3 separate regions of the Mus musculus genome follow, and all the other regions are linked to region 3. A link is a loop called in an ENCODE intact Hi-C map of the cell type or tissue named here. Cell type or tissue: left cerebral cortex. All regions are shown on one strand.

Region 1 (4,000 bases), 61 kb after region 3:
AGGTATTTTTAAATACTGCTGCTGAATTAGGTAAGCAAGACAGCAATAAAAAAGGACAGTGGTAAAACTTAGAAATCTGGACGCATTCTGCATTTCACTGTTCAAATATATTTAATAACTTATTTCATTAAAAAAAAGCCTTAGGAGGTTGATGCAAAGGACCAGGGGCTCAAGGTCAGTCTGAGTTACTTAGTGAGACCTTGTCTCAAAATAGTAAAATGAAAAACAGCTAGGGATATTCCAATGGTACAGTTCTTTTTCTGCACATTTGAGATCATAGGTTCAAACCCAGAAAACGAAAGAGTGACAGACACACACCACTAGCCTAACTGCCCTAGATAAGATGTCTCTAATACACTTCCATGTTTCTCTTAAGTTGATAGCAAAATGAGGTTATGTCCCTTAAACAAAGCCAATTATGTAGCAGAGAAAAATTACCTGAGACATATTAAATACCTCACATAGTTTTAGTACAGGTAAAAAATACTGAATTTTGGCCCTATTCCAGAGACTGAGATGCTAATGTCTGTAAAAAAGAATCTGTACACTGACTCCTGGCAGCCTGTACTAAGTGTTAAGGTTTGGCCACATGTGAAATGACCTCTGCTATTTAAAAACATCTCAGGTGAAGTAGAAAATCTATAAGTACCCAGAGAGAGAGAGAGAGAGAGAGAGAGACAGAGAGAGAGAGAGAGAGAGAGAGAGAGAGAGAGAGCCCTTCCCAAGCCCCTTTAGTGTCACTTAAGATAGTTGTGCTGGTTTACAAGGAATGCTGGATGTCCACACTACGTAACAAGAATCCTATACTGAAACTGAGGCACCATTATTTCTCACCAGAGCTATCTGCTATCGTGACGCTGTCAGTCAAGGGAGGCAGTACAGAGACTTGTATCAAGGGAAGTGTATACTAGCAGAAAGCCCTGTGTGTAAAGGGGGCTTCAAAGGAGTTTCAGTCACCCGACAAAGCCATTACAGCAAATATTTAACACACAGAGGTTCACACTGGTGGAGAGGAGAGAAACAACTACTGCTACCCCCTTTTCCCTTTAAACAAAAGGTTTGAGAGAATAGAAAAAAGAAGAAACTAGAAAGGGCCACATATGTTAGAAGGTTGGTTTAATCTTTACCTTTATGGCAAGGTAATTTTACAAGCACCATTTAACTTTCTCACTAGACACAAAATAGAGTAAGTCGGTTAATGCCTTCATTCTACACTTCCAACTCGACAAGCACTTGTTTCTTCTCCAGAAAATTAAATTGATTCTCACAAAATGATACCCAAATGTGTGCTTTCAGAAGCAGATCCCAAAACAGATGGGATTCTCAATGGGAGGATGTAAAGACATTTCCCATTTCAATTTGAAGTTAAGAATTGGTGGGTTTCATTTTCTTCATTAGGGGTGGGCCTAAATGACTTCCAAACTCCCTCTCCACCTTCGACTACGTGATTTTAAAAGAACAAAAGGAAAAGATTTTCAATTATAACCGTCAGATTTTAAACCAAGCATTAGCAAGAAACTCTGACTTGAGAACTGTCAATCAGTGGAAAGGATTTCAAAATAGTAGAATCTTCTTCCCCAGACACAGTTAAAAATAGTCTAGACAGCCATCTGTCTTGGTGGGGTGCAGCCGTTCCAGAAAGAGGGCACCAGAACAGAACCCGCTGTCCACCCAGGGTGTCTGTGAAGAAGGGATAGGGCTAAGCAGCACAAAGGAAGGGACAGAAGCCCATAGCAACCCAGGGACAGCTGCAGAAAAGGGAAGTGGCAAAGACTTCCTGTGGAAAGAGAAGACTTAGATTGCAGGGAGGACAGAATAAAGGAAACAAACAGACAAGACAAAAACAAACACTAAACAAACACATGAAATAACACCTAACTCTGAGATCTATGTGGATGTTTGAACCAACCTGCTTGCTACTGACAGCAGCTCTGTCTGGTCCAGCGGATAAGAAGCTCGGCCACAGCTCCTTGAGGAGTTATTGTTCCCTTCTCTAGTTCCCAAAGAAGGGTACACATGAAGCCCAAATGAAAACCAGGAACTGTCTAATAAATTCACAATCTCCCTGAGTAACCAACAGTACCTACAGAGTATCTCTGGGAAGTTTCCCTTTAAAATCCAGGGCCTCCTTTCTTCTCCCTGCTACCTGCATTGGCTATTTGTGCTCCAAGCTCCCCTGCCATCTTTACTATTTCTTTCTTAATATTTAATATTTCTTTCATTGTTATAGAAACAATATGCTCTCTTGGAGTATGGAAAGAGATGAAATGTTCCTGGACCATTGGAAACATAACTCCAGTGGGAAATGAAGAAGAAATCACTGCAATAGCCTGTGACCTCTACAAAAGTAGACCTGTCTTTTTTGCCTGCAAAAATGATCAACCATTTGCTCTCTCTCTCTCTCTCTCTCTCTCTCTCTCTCTCTCTCTCTCTCTCTCTCTCTCTCACACACACACACACACACACACACACACCTTCTCTGTGCAGTTATCCCCAATGTACACATGTGGTGCTTTAAACTACTTTGTTCTTATCACCACTGTGTCTTCCTAAAGCACAACGGAGTCAGTACACAGACTTCTGAGAACCAAGCTTTACTGATAGAAAAAACACAGGAAGCCAACTCTTTTCATGTCTCCATAATACAAAAAGTTCCTACAGCGGGAAAGAGGGCAGTGAGGTCAAAGAGTCAATATCAGAGATTCACCAAGTCAATGTAGCCAGCTCACTAAAGAGGAAAGCAAGGAATGGCCACCAATTGTTGACAGTCAGACTCAAGGGAGTACAATGAAACCAGTACCTCAGGTTCTCTACAAAATATTATTTCTGATTGTTGCCAGCAAGGGAGAAACCTGAAGCTGAAGCATTAGTCTGTTTTGTTGCTGTTTTACTGTTCTCAGAGTCAGAGAAATGTGTAAGCTAACTAGAAGAAAATTCATTCTGTAGGGACCAAGAGTAAGGTGAGTGAGTCCTTACAGTGGCAATCTGAGTCTATTATTACCTTGTAGATGGGGCTTCACCTTAACAAAAGGTACCAAATAGGAAATGATGGCTAAAAAGATGGGTCCAGAAAACTCAAAGAGCCCCAAAACAAATGAAGGTGATAACCTTCATAGCACAGAGATCCCCAACACCCAGAATTAGTTACCATATGGAAGCAAACCACACCTAGAAAAGTAAAAACTGCATTCTGAGTTACTTTCTGTGAACATTATAGAGGTTTAGCTAAAGTATTCATATCTTCGCTTTGCTAGGAACAAGGCCAGCATACTGACACATAACAGCTCTAGGAGCAGTTATGGTCCAGGGCCAAAACCTTCTGGGAAGAAAAACCTCTGATTCTCTGCAATGTTCAAGATTCTATGACCAAACTCCAGGACTATGAGAACAGCACATTGGAAAGTGTCTGTCCTCACTTACAACCTTATGGACACAGAGCAAGGGCTTTTCTAGGACCTGCTTTACATAGCTATGAAACCGAAGGTTTGCTCATTTGTCAGAGCTGGGATCTTTAAAGCCCTTGGGATTCAGTCACCTGATATGGAATTCAGACTAATTAAGGCCCCAGGGTGCTGCAACTAAGCAGCAGAGAGCAGGTTTCCAAGGAGGAGGCTGAATAGACATACAGAAGTAGAACATCCTCTAGAGGTCATCTTCTCCACCAGCCCACCACTCTCCTCCAACACTCTGCAGGCTACAGGAAAGCAAGTGCAGACAATGAGTGGGTGTCCAGTTTCTCAAGCTCACCTGGAAAGAAGCCACATTATCTTTCAATGCCCCGAAGCTGCAAAACCTCCAAGGAAGAACTCAATAGTATAACCACCCCACTAGCTTCCTATTCAGTCTCATAATTCAACATGATGAACCTGGCACACTGCCAGCCAGGACTGCTCCAGAAAGATACAGATGAAAGATGTTAAATCAGAGTATGGGAGTGCGAAAAGAACACTGGATGAGGCAACAAAACAATGAACAAAGGGAAAAGAAGCATTAGGGTGTG
Region 2 (4,000 bases), 50 kb after region 3:
ACAAGTAAAATTTTTCTTTGTGGAGTTTCCTGGAGCTTTTTGCCTTTTGTGGAAGAAAGATAGTCTTGCTAGGCAGTCTAAGCTTTCCCACTTGTGGCCCTTCTGCCTCAGCCTTCTCAGGCTCCATTTTCCCACCTATCTTTAGCATGTGGTTGATTGAATATGCATCCACGGTTATGAAAAGCAGACCTTCTGAATCCCACCAGTGACTGGCCTGGCACCCTGCAGTCACTAACTCACAGGCAAGTTCTTAAGACTGCTTGAACAGGAAGGTTTTGTTTGTAAAGACACTTTCTTGCCCAGATTCTCTACTACATACCTTTCTCTGAATTTCAGTCCAAGAACACTTCCAAAATAACAACTCTGAGCTTCACCATACTCAAAAGAACTAATCATAATCTGGAAGATTAAGCAAGATTAATTCTTTAGCCTACTTCCTTCCAAATTTCTTATAGAAAGTTATCTACAGTGGAATCCTTGCTGTCTCTCAAATCAAAGCTACCAGTTTGGGGACGGAGTAAGGACAAGAAAAATTTAGTAGCAATAGTAAACCAGAAAACCTAAGTGTGACATACTCTAAACCAAAGTATGCTCTTATAACCACCTGGAAATTATTTTGCCTGAGGTCTATATACTTCCCTTAACTCAGGTATGGGAATCTACAGGAGCTACTCATAGTGACTTTCATGGATTTTCTGGCTTACAGTTTGTTGTTGCTGATTTGAGGTACAGGTGATTAACTCAGAATCTTATACATGCTAGGTAAATTCTCCATCTGCGGGCAATTGATTGTCTTCATTTTACCTTCCCCTCTTTCTCATCAAATGAAGACACCTACTGGCTAATTCATAGCATCAACAGAACATTGTCTGAAATATTAAGAGCATAGAGACCTTGAATAATCAAAGCACATAGTTAACATAATTAAGAGCATTCTGTTAACTAAGTAAATGGTTTTCAAGTCTATAGGCAGTATTTTCCCTACACTTGTTTCTCAAAACTTTTTATCAATGGTGAAAGAGATGCCAAGTTTCTCTGTACCACTGTTAAGATAAAAAATTTCTGTTCTTTCATGATCTTTTGGAGTAGCCAGATAAATGTGGTATCTAGAATAAGAAAAAAAGGGGAAATGAGATTGTCTTTTTATACATAAAGCAATGAGGAAGTGCAATGGTTTTATATCCAGGCCTGGTCCTTTTCAGAGAATGTACTTGGAGGAAATGCCATAGCAGGCCCTCTGAAGACACCCATCTTTTATCAGGTTCAAATTAAAGATGTATCTTTTTATTAATACCCTGATGGTGTGTAATTGTTAGTATTAAATAATAAGTAGTGATATATATTTAACTTACTTAATCTAGATCAAGTTAAACCAATGATCATCTGAGGACAGTGACAGGTGTGTGTGTGGGGGGGGGGGTTCCAGGAGGATGCAACCTGGGCAAATTACTCTCTATCTCACATCAGACAGAGAAGCCAAATGATTAGACCATTAACAGACATTAATATATTCAAGTCAATTAATCTGTAGCCATTGAGTGACCAGAAGTTGTCTATACTTTCTAGCTACTCACTGTGGTTTGCTATAGTTACGCATCATGCATTTCAAGTCCAGCCTTTTAACTTTTAAAGTTCAATGGAATTCAAGCATAATGACAAAGTCTGAACAAAAGAAAGGGTATTTAAATTGCTGAAGGTTTAGACCACTTAGTCTTTCTCATCAGAAGCTGAACCTTCCAAATGTGAGAAAAACAGTTCCCTCTACCAAGTGGATTTCTACACAAGAGATGGGCCAAGCGGGAGATCGTTTCTTAATATTTAATCTCCTTTCTCCAAGATCTTTTAAAAAAGAGGCATCTCTTCCTCCATCTCAATATAGGAGGATAAATTTCTACCCAAACAGGAAGGTCTGGAGGATGCTACCAGCTGTCATGAGTTTCCCTATGACTTGAAGACTCTTGGCTCGAGCCATCCTGAAGCATCTTGTTTCCTGTTCTCTGGGTTACAGCCCAGGCCAAGAATAGTACTCCATTCATGCTACTGTGTACACATCCTTTTTATTTGCAGTTTTCTCTTAAATATGTGTAAAACCCTGTTCTTGTACATTATCCAAGGTAAATGGAAATATTTTTTAAGTAGGCACAGAGCAACAGATTTATTTCCTGCCCAGTCTATCAAAAAGCACTGCTTGGGGGAATTCCATTCCAGAGCTAAGACCCATAGGAACTGAGGGGCCATAAGCACCCTATCTACAGCTCCAGACAGACAGACAGCAACAGGACAGCAAAACATAGCATATCCACATCCACCCAGAACTTTATATCTCTGGACATGTTCTGAGCCTAAAAAAGGTCAGGAGGCTGTAAAATTGGTCTCTTTTAACAGGTCAAGCAATGTGAAATCACCTACAAAATGCTGATCTCATTGTTAACCAAAACAACCCTAAAAATCAAGTAAGATTCGTGCTGATAAGCAAGAATGCAAAATCCACTGTTTCCCAACCATCTCTATTCCAAACAATTTCCTATATATCTTTAGTGCTCAAACAATTTGCAGAACACCTTGTGTTTTTTGTTGTTACTGTTATTCTTATTGTTGTCAGGTTTTGGGTGGGGGGATTGTTATTGTTATTCTTGTTTGTTTTTGTTTTTGAAACAGGGTCTCACTTTGTAGTCCTGGCTGGCCTGCAACTTGCCATGTAAACCGACCAGACTGTTCTCTCAAACTCAAGTGAACCGACTTGCAGGAGAGCCTGTAAGCCACAGGCCTGGCACTGTTAAGAGATATCTACTCACTCTCTCATTTACTCCACATCCATATTCATAGTCCTTCCTGGCCCTTGAGCCCTTACAGAACTGCCAAGTGAACAGGCAAATAGAGCAATATGAAAACTATTATTAATGAACAAGTACCAAGTCAGAACTCTCTTCATGCCTCTGGTCACCTCGTTATTTGTATGTATGCCTCTAATTAGATGATGCACATTTAGGGCATGAATTTGTCCTTGAATACTCAGAATTCAGCATTTAAACAGTGTTTCTGTTGTGCGTGTATGTGAGTTGAGTTGTGTGTAAGCATATGCACACAGAAGAGAAGTATCTCTTCTGGCACCTGCAGAAGCCAGAAGAAAAAGTCTGACTCCCTGGAGCGGAAGTTACAGGCAGTTAGGAAGCACCAGATGTGAATGCTAGGATGCAAACTCCAGCCCTCCTGAAAGGGCAGGAAGCTTTCTTAACCAGTTGTCCAGTCCCACAGCACTTGTTTTACACAGCCCATTCTAATTGATGTTTCTTGGATTATTGAATGACTCGTAGAGACTGAGTAGGCTCTTTGTAAAATAAAGTGAATAAGCAGCATTTCTGCTAGGGAAAAAAACCTTTCATTTTATACTTCAGACTAGACTACTAATTATAGCACAACACTGGAAGAAAATAGAAGGCTCCTGATTATAGAACTACAAAGAAAAGGGGGATACAACACACTACGCATTGTAATAATAAAAAGAAGACTGAGATTGCATGGTAAAATCTGCTCCTAACTAGGACTGCCGCATCTTTCTGAGTTTAACATTTTAAATCTTTAACTGACTTTCTTTGCTTGGTGAGTACAGAAAAATATAGTAAAGGAAGTACAAGGGTTCTATGATTTAAAGCAAGGGAGGACAAACTCAAACCACCACACTTCTTGTTGGTCATTTAGAAAGGCATCCATTGACAGGACAAATGAACAGGCACTATTCGCCTCTGGGGAATGGGATTACCTTTTATGGATTCAATAAGGTGTAAAAAAATTAATATCACTCAGATAAGCAACAAAATGGGTAATTAAATGTTAAATTAAAGAATCAAGATGACTGCTAGGTCTTCAGAGTTTAAGAACACACAGAGACACATGTGAGGAGAGCAGTCACTAAGTCACCCTTTATTATAGCCACTTTTTCTTTTCCTTTTTTTTTTTTTAAGATTTTATTTATTTTGTGTATTTGAGTACACCACCACTG
Region 3 (4,000 bases):
AGTCCCAGGAAGTCAGGAAGTGCTCCTTCTAGCAACTTTATCTTTCCTACTGCTGCCCTCTTAGGTGGTCCCATACTCAAGGAGAATCGGTTTTCTCTGGTTCTCCACTTTTCTCTCACTTGCAACCAGAGCTGTAATGTTCTCTATGGTCAGCAGACTCTGCTTTTCAACCCAATGTCATCTTGTGAGGGTGGCAAATAGCTTTGAACTTGATTTTGAAGGAAGATTCCACTAGCAGAAAAAAGGGAAGTACCTGCAGCAACCTGCACATACATAGGCTAGGCCTAAGACCAAGAACATGGACTCTACAAGAATTTTAATTGTGTACTTATTCTTTTACTGAAGGGAGTACTGAGAGTTGAATATCTAAAAAATTCTATTACTTTATATTTTTTGTGTGTTTGAGTACTTTGCCTACATGTATATATTATGTGTGTGCCTGATGCCCTAGAGGTCAATAGAGGGCATCAGATCCTATGGAACAGGAATCACAGAGGTGGTGAGCTATCATATGGGTGGTAGGAACTGAAGCTGGGACCTCTGGAAGAACAACCAGTGCTCTAGCCTCTACTAGTTCATGAGATCCCAAGGCCAGGCTCTCCTGCGACCTTCCCAAGAGTAACAACTCACAGAAATCAGGTAGGCAGAGTTACTTTGCCTGTGCCCAACCTTCATGTACTGCTAACTTAATGTTACCAAAAATAAAATATTTTTTTATTTTTTATGGTTTTTTTTTGAGGGGGGTAGTCCTAAGTTAAGGTCCCTTTAATTTCTTTGGACATCCTTCTCTAAGAGTCTAGAATATAATTTTAAAACGTCCAACAAATATTTATTAAGGAGAAGGAAAAGATAAGAAAATATTGACAACAGGCTACAAAATAGCATAAGGTCTGTGTAAGAAGCACAGCAGGATAGCCAAGCATGGTGTTTCTCTAAAGCTCCACATGGGGTAGGGGTGGGGGAGAGAAACTACTTCAAATTAAAACAAAGACATTAGTTATTAAAAGCAGGAGATCAAAACCAAATGAGCTGAAAAGTAATTTACAGCAAGCTTGTTGAAAGAAAAGAAGAAAAGAAAAGCCAGCACATTATTAATTAGAATCCTTCAGAATCCTGTGGGGCAATATTAACACAAATTCCACTTAAAGAGACAATCAAAGGCTCAACAACAAATAGGAATACATTTATGCTCTTCAAAGAGCCAAAGAAAATGCCAAAACATCTTCCATAAGAAGGCTTCCTACTGTCACATAAGATTTTATCTCCACTTTTAATCAAACAAGGCTGTAACAATCAGTGGACAGGGAGGCCACATTACTTAGCAGAAGGTAGAATGGAATAATCAGTATAGTTGTCTACAGCTTCTTTCACTGTCTGGGGCAGAGGGATGGGACCATCAGGTCAGATTTTACATGAGTCATGCTGTAAGGGCTGTAATGAGGCTATCTTCACTGAGCCATGTGGGGAAGGACAAAAGGTGAACATGGACAAAGAGCAGAAAGCACAGTCACAGGGTGACAGCGTAATGACTTCCAGAGGAAACATTTTTTTCCAAAAGAAAATGAAAATACGGAGTTCAGCAACATTTGCCCCTAAACGCAGCTACTTAAAACTATAACAAAAATAACCATCCTAACCCAGGATGAATGGCTGAGATGGAGCCAGAGTAAGAGACTGGCCTGGAAAAGGGTGGGATGAATCCATGTGTACTGTCTTCAGCTCTGGCCAACCTGCTCCATCCGAAGTTGAATAAACTCCACATCCCAGAGCGGGATCTATCTGAGCTGCTGCTGGCAGCTGTTCTCCTGGCAGCACAGGCAGACAAATTCATGGCATTACTGGGCCAACAGCTGCTACAGCTCTGGGGGAAGTGACAAGTGCCTGCTGAGAATGAGCTATTCTGGGACCAGTCATAGAGTCAGCAAAATTGAGGCTACAGTTTGCTGGCTGAATGAAGATACAGTATACTTCCTACTCCAAAGTTTAGAAAACCAAAAAGTGCTTTCTCTGCCCCAGCTTGTTTGACTCAGGTGATTCTTGCCTTTACATTCAGCTCAATCTTTCTATTCCCAAGGGCATGACTTTCATTTGGCTCATATTACTACTGTCACCAATGGACTACCCTATATCCCTTCTATGTCCTTTCATCTAGGTTCTTTGTTTCTTTCCTTTTAAAGTGATTTATTTATTTTTATTTTCTCTGCATTGCTGTTTTTGCCTGCATGTTTGTGTGTGGTGTGTGTATGAGGGTGTCAAATCCCTTGGATAGGGTGTTATAGACAGTTGTGAGCTGCCATGTGGGTGCTGGGAATTGAATCTGGGTCCTCTGAAAAAGCAGCCAGCGCCCATAACCACTGAGACATCTCCCCAGCCATAATCATCTAGGTCCTTGCTAAAGCATGGACATAATTCAGTTCCTTGCTCAGAAATTGTCAGTGGTTCCTCTATACTTACAAAACAAAGCCCTAACTCTATAGGCTAGTATTTACAAACCTCTATAATCTGGCTTACCTTTTCCAGATTTACTCAATATTATAGTTCATATAGTTCAGAAAAGCAAATAAGTTATCCATCAGCCATGGTTTTCTTACCTCAGGGCTGATGGTAACACTATTCTCTATCTAAAATGCTTCATTCTCCAATTTCTTCCATTGTGTCAATTATATTAAATATTTAGGAAAGATACACAGCCTTGGCAGTCTTACTTTTCCATTCCTAACCACTGAACTTCTGAAAGTCTCTTTTCCTTGGCCTCAACCAGAACAAATTACTCTTTTATGTGTACTATGTATGATGGGGGGCATTGTTCTTTCACACACTTGTCCTTCCACACACCATGAAACTTAGGCAATGTTATAAACACTGTCCCTCAATGTGACAGACATTTTCCCCTTCTATAGTGATAGAAACTCCTCTTTCTAGGTCACCCAAATTAATAAATATATTGTCTACCCTGCCCCCCCCAACAGTGTAGATAACCATGTGACTGTAGTGTTTGGCTGGATGAGTTAAGGCATGTATGTGCTGCTTCCAGACTATACCTTTAAAGAATAAAGACATGTTTCCCTCTTGCCCTGTTGCTTTTCCCAATGGGGGAAATTTGACATCGTGACAATGAGCTACTTTGGGATATATAGCAATAAACGACACTCTAGGGGTGAGATAAGGAGCCTGACGCTGTCCTGACTGGTTAAAAGAATGTTATGTATAGAAAAATCTGCACCTGTCTTGCATAAGCTAACACTACATAAAGTCTACTATAGCAGCCACATCTATCTTAACCAAACTAGTCATGGCTAAAATGTCTTTTCTGCATCAAAAGAAAGAAAGAAAAAAGTAGGCAAACAAGCAAGCAAGAACAGATCAGAAATGAGAAGGCCATTATTTTTTTTTCATGCTACCTACAAACTGGCAGCACAGTTGCAGGAGCACAGCTGTCTGCAGCAATGCCTGTAGTACACAAACATCTGAGCACACAGAAATGAGGGGGAGATGGGAAAATGAAGATTCCATCCGCAATGTTAAAGTGAGAAGTAGAGGCCCCATCAGCACATTAGTGAGACAAGACAGAAGTTAGCCACTTCTGTGGATTCTTCAGATGCTCACTGGGGTTAGCATCTTATTCTTATTAAGTGCATTTGTCCATACAACTCAGCCAACACCTCTTCTAGTACACTATACCAAGTAAGTGTGCTATTATGTGACCATTTTTGACCTATAAAACCCAGCAATTCAGATGTTCCATTCTGAGAGAAGAAAGCTTTTTGTCTTCAAGCTTTTTTAAAAAAGGATTTATTTCATGTGTGTGTGTGTGTGTGTGTGTGTGTGTGTGTGTGTGTGTGTGTGTGTTGTAATTGAGTACAGTGCTCATAGAGGCCAGAAAAGGGCAACAGATTTCTAGATTGCCTGATAGGGGTCTAAGAACCCAATTTGGATCCTCTCAAGAGCAGCAAGTACTCTTAACCACTAAGCCATCCCCTGCTCTGCTTCTCTCAGAATG

What was found. A loop is a pair of places that touch in the nucleus more often than their neighbours do. Peaks named below come from ENCODE experiments on the same cell type or tissue, not always from the same donor. Only the 100,000 strongest peaks of a DNase experiment are listed, where the experiment ranks them.
Region 1: a loop joins it to region 3, with 2.0 times the contacts of the local background. A loop is called at or near these places in 3 of 42 quality-filtered maps.
Region 2: a loop joins it to region 3, with 2.4 times the contacts of the local background. A loop is called at or near these places in 6 of 42 quality-filtered maps.

The regions. Positions count from the first base shown.
Region 1 is chr1:131,490,865-131,494,864 of GRCm38, forward strand. All of the region lies in intron 2 of Srgap2 (SLIT-ROBO Rho GTPase activating protein 2), which reads right to left. Among named protein-coding and RNA genes, the nearest start is that of Srgap2, 34 kb to the right of the region's middle. In left cerebral cortex, no CTCF peak of the experiment used is centred here; DNase peaks (open chromatin) are centred at 1,691, 3,322 and 3,803; H3K27ac peaks cover 718 bases.
Region 2 is chr1:131,480,477-131,484,476 of GRCm38, forward strand. All of the region lies in intron 2 of Srgap2 (SLIT-ROBO Rho GTPase activating protein 2), which reads right to left. Among named protein-coding and RNA genes, the nearest start is that of Srgap2, 45 kb to the right of the region's middle. In left cerebral cortex, no CTCF peak of the experiment used is centred here; DNase peaks (open chromatin) are centred at 1,966 and 3,154; H3K27ac peaks cover 1,488 bases.
Region 3 is chr1:131,430,207-131,434,206 of GRCm38, forward strand. All of the region lies in intron 3 of Srgap2 (SLIT-ROBO Rho GTPase activating protein 2), which reads right to left. Among named protein-coding and RNA genes, the nearest start is that of Srgap2, 95 kb to the right of the region's middle. In left cerebral cortex, no CTCF peak of the experiment used is centred here; a DNase peak (open chromatin) is centred at 1,854; H3K27ac peaks cover 1,398 bases.